2 separate regions of the Homo sapiens genome follow, and region 1 is linked to region 2. A link is a loop called in an ENCODE intact Hi-C map of the cell type or tissue named here. Cell type or tissue: PC-3. All regions are shown on one strand.

What was found. Peaks named below come from ENCODE experiments on the same cell type or tissue, not always from the same donor. Only the 100,000 strongest peaks of a DNase experiment are listed, where the experiment ranks them.
Region 1: it touches region 2 in a loop (9-fold over the local background); 1 of 110 quality-filtered maps calls a loop at or near these places.

Annotation. Positions count from the first base shown.
Region 1 is chrX:84,360,480-84,362,979 of GRCh38, forward strand. It overlaps HDX (highly divergent homeobox), which reads right to left. Exons shown (of 11, transcript NM_001177479.2): 6 at 987-1,133. Among named protein-coding and RNA genes, the nearest start is that of MIR548I4, 140 kb to the left of the region's middle. In PC-3, no CTCF peak of the experiment used is centred here; no DNase peak of the experiment used is centred here.
Region 2 is chrX:84,440,057-84,442,556 of GRCh38, forward strand. It overlaps HDX (highly divergent homeobox), which reads right to left. Exons shown (of 11, transcript NM_001177479.2): 5 at 476-529. Among named protein-coding and RNA genes, the nearest start is that of HDX, 61 kb to the right of the region's middle. In PC-3, no CTCF peak of the experiment used is centred here; a DNase peak (open chromatin) is centred at 1,265; H3K27ac peaks cover 1,704 bases.

The DNA.
Region 1 (2,500 bases), 80 kb before region 2:
ATTCACAGTGCTGTGCACCAGTCACCACTAACTAATCTAGAACATTTTCATCATGCCAAAAATAAATCCCATGCATATTAACAGTCAGGTCCCATCCCTCCCCTCCCTCAGCTCTTGGCACCACTAACCTATTTTCTGTCTCTAGAGTGTGCCTAATGAGGACACTTCATATAAATGAAATAATATAATATGTGGTCTTTTGCAATGGGTTTCTTTCATTTAGCATAATGTTTTTAAGGTTCATCCGTTTTATAGCACATATGAATATTTCATTCCTTTATATGGCTCTATAATAGTCCATTATATGCATATATCCAGATGTTGTCTATACATTCACTTGGTGGATGTTTGGGTTGTTTCCATTTGGATATTATGGAAAACTCTGTTATGAATATCAGTGTGCAACTTTTTGAGTTGGATATACATTTTTTATTCTTTTGAGTAGATTGAAATCCATTCCAGCAGTGGAATTTTTGGTCATATGATAACTCTGTGTTAAACTTTTTGAGGACTGTTGTCAAAGTTGCTAAAATATTTTACATTCTTACCAGCAACGTATCAGGGCTACAATTTCTCCATATCCTGGCCAAAACTCATTATTATATACCTTTTATGTTAATATTGTTACAGTGGATAAATGGCAACTTGTGGTTTTTATTTTCATTTCCATAATGACTAATGATGTTGAACATAATTTCAGGTAAATATTGGCAATATGTATATCTTTTTAAAACAAATATCTATTCATTTCCTTTGCCTATTTTTAAAATTGGGTTATTTGCAATTTTATTATTGACTTGTAAGTGTTCTTTACATCCTTTGATACATATTCCTTATCAGATATATGATTTCAAAATATCTCCTATCCTGTGGGTTATCTTTTCACTTTATTGCTAGCATTGCTTGGAGCACCTCATGTAAGATTTTAAAGCTTTCATTTATGCCATTCAGCAACTATAGCATGAAAATTATAGAAAATGTCTTACCCGAACTATTTCACAGTCAACATTTAATTCAGTTGCCACAGCTTCAATTTTCTCTCTACAAACAGAGCCCAGGCTGGTCATGCCATTGTCCCAATACTTCTTAAGGGTGGCTAAGTCTCGGTCACTGAACTGAGTGCGGTCCTGTAGCTGAAAAACACATTTTTAAATTGTTTTGAATTTTAAAGTTTAGAATAATCAAAGGAAATAATATTATAAAGAGAAGCATCAGGGTGAGATGTGCTACGATACTAGCAAAATTTATTTCACAATTCTTATTCAGTCCTCCCGTTCTGAAAATAAGCATTTTTATTTTTTAAATTTCCATAACAATACAGTGTGTTAGGAGGAAATGCATAGAATTTTTGAACTGATAGCAATTAAGCAATGTTGATTTAAAATAGTTTTAAAATAATACATGTTCATTGTATAAAATACAGGTAAAAAATAAGATAATTTAAATCACTTACATATTAGAAATAATGCTTGTTAACATTTTAATGTATACTCTTTTAAACTTTTTTCTATAGTACAGATATTTACATTCACATACCAAACACAGAAAAAGCAAAGACAGGCTTATATTAGTGTGTTGCCTTTTGATAAGTTAATCTAGATTTGCCATACAAATCTAGATATTAGTTTCCTATTGATATTATAATGAATTAAAAAGGTAAATAAGAGAAAAGTAAGGAGATCACGTAGCCCTAAAATCATATTTATGGCCTCGTCAAGTTTCATAATAAGCCTACCCTTTTTGTTCTTAGGTTTTCTTTATCCAATAAACTATCGGATTTACATGTTGTTTTATTTCAATGAATCCTCAGTATCCCTAGGAAGTAAGTTAGAAACATGATAGAATAATGACCTCTACTTTGCTGATAAGGCATCAGGAAAAGCTAGGTCAAAGGACTCATTCAACAGGGCACAGAGAGTCCATGGCAGAGCTATAAATAGAAATATCTGAGTTTTTCTAGTTGTTTTTTTTTCCAGTGATGCCTCAAATTATTTTCAGAGGTGGTGGAAAAATCTAAACACAGGCTTTAATTAAAATATATATATCCTGCAAAGCCCTGTGTGTGTGCTTCTGATGAAATAGGGAGAGAAAAAAATGAGAGAGACAGAGAGAGAGAGAGACTGTGAGAGTGAATCTGGGACAACTGTTGCAATTCCTGGCTTGAGGTATGGGGTTCTGTTGCGTTCTTCTGCCTAAGATGATATGATCAAGTCCCACACAGAGGCTAGTCCTCAAATACTCCTTAGACATACAATGTTTTCAACATTTCCTTTCTAACTGAAATTTAAAATGAAACCTCCTAAGTTAGATTCAGGAAACAGTGGAAAATAATATACACAACATATAAAACATGACTTAATAAAAAGGGTTACCATAGCTAAAACTGATGTAATACTAAACAACAGTTGCAAGCATGTTTCTTTTAAAGTTACAAGCTTTTGAATAGTAAATTCAGCCACCGAAAGGAAAATAAATATATGAATTCTTGGTTTACTACCAA
Region 2 (2,500 bases):
TTATACTGACATTTTAAAAATTACAACAGTTGTATCAGAAATCTAGAGCACAAAATAAGATTGGTAAACCTTAATTACTCATCATTTCTAAATACTGACTTGCACTAAAAGAAAATAGTAAATGAAATTATGCAGTACTGATTGAGATATTTTATATAAATTATAATTCAATTGATCAAATTAATTGGGTTGATTAGATGTAGAAAAATCATATTTTATGAATTATTTTGGAGTCACTTTTAAAACTGAGAAAACTGCCCATGGATTATATGGTGTGCTGAGTACTACATTATAATTAAGATTACATTTGCAGTATATGTAAATATTATGATCTTGAAAAATGTCCTTTGAGACAATGTAGTCCTATCAAGGTTCAGTTTTGCCAGCTTTACAAATATGGCAATTTTCTCAATGGCATTTTTACTAACAGCACAAGGGGAAACCCATTTGCTGCTTTAAATGAAAGATTACTTACTGCTCTTTTTCTAGAACACCCTGTAATCCAAGGCACAGTAAGGTTTCCTGAAATCTGTGAAAACAATAAATGGAATCTCAGTAAGCTATTTATTGACAGTACTTGGAATGTTGATCAACACCAAAGATTTCACACACTATTTCAAGATAAATCTGCATTCAGAACATATTCCCCACGTATAAAATGTTGTTTCCTTATTGAACTCAACAGATTTTAAGGGGTCTTTTTTGGTGAAAAAAATTGAAAAGTGGGGCAGACTTCTGGGAATTCAAAAGAAAGGTTCTAAGGCATTGTTGGGGGCCCTACGATTGTTGGGACTCTGTTGCAAGTTTTAAAATCTATAGATAATACATTTGTTATAATAAAAATTCAATGCTTTTTGAAGTGAAGAAGTTACAAGAAGTATAGAATAGAGTAGGCCCCCGTATCCACAGATAATATACTCTGAGACACCCAGTGGATGTCTGAAACTGCAGAGAGTACTGAACTCTATATATACTACATTTATTCTTATACATACATGCTTATGAAAAAGTTGAATTATAAATTAGTTAAGAAATGAACATAATAATAAAATAAAACAGTTATGACAAAGTACTGTAATAAAAGTTATGTGAATGTGGCCTTTCTCGAAATATCTTATTGTACTGCACTGCAAGTTACTGTAACCATGAAAAAGAAAACCATAGATAAGGGAGGACTACTGTAGTCATATTTTAAATAGGGCTTTACCACAAAGCAAGAGATGACTTCATAATGAATGATGTGCACTATAAACTACTTAAACACATTACCTCTATTTACTTTGTAAACTCAGCACTGACTAATGGATTTATTGCTACATGTGTTTTCTTAATACAAATCTTAGACCTACAGTATAAATGACTGAAACAATGTTTCTCCAAATAGTGGCCTCAATAGAAGTCTATTCACTATGCCCTATACTCTTTCTTGCAAAATGGTGAATTGTATATTTTAATAAGCCCATTTGTTTAATGAAATATTCTCTTTGCATAAATAATGTATGACTGAAAAAGAAAAAGTAAACCTTTAATCATTATTATATATACATCAAACCTCTCTAGATAAAAATGTGTTTGATAAAATTTGTTCTTTTTGAATTATGTCCCAGTGTCTAGTTTTGGTAGTAAAGTTTAGCAATGTTGCAATCTTGAGGAGATATTTCTTGCATATTATACAAGTATTTTATACTTGAGCAAATACTTTCTGATAATTTCCCAGAAATGGTGAAATATGTTGACCTTTACTAATGGGGCAGGGTATTGTGGTAGTTATGGATATATTCAAGTTCAATACATTCTCATTTACCTAAGTACTCACACCCAAAATTGAAATAATCTTCCTACAAATCCTATTCAACTGTATGGTAGTCCTTTTTTAGGTAGAAACCACTAAGACAAATGGCCAGTAACACCTTATTACCTCAGCATTGCTACACAGGTAGACAGATGCTACTCTAATGGGATTTTAGGGAGCATTTACAAAGACAAAGTAGTCTGTTACCTGTGGTTCAGGTTAGTCTGGACTTAACTATGCTTTATCATAGGACACACAAGAATTGGGGTGTACTTCTCACTTGCTCTTTCCTTCCCTTCCAAACAGATACCTCCTGAGAGACTGACAAGGCAAATCAGTCTCAGTAGGTCATTGAAGTGAGAACAAGGCATTCAATAAAATATTTAATGTTTTTCATAAATTATAAGCAGTAATGACCTAAATAGTATTATGCCTATTGACAAGGAGTGATGATCAATGTGAATAGTAAATTAATATTCTCAGTTATTCAAACTTCAGGTAAGCTGTTACTATTCCTGGCCACCAGACCTGCCATTTTACTTTGAGTTACAAGTATGCCAAAATGCAAGGAATAAGCTAAACATGATATAAACTCCAAATAATACTTTTAAGGAAAAATAAAAAATATTTTTACTCAAGATAAAATACTATTACAGTAAAATAGCAATTAACTGGAATGCTAGGGGTTAATGAGAAGGTGTGAATAAT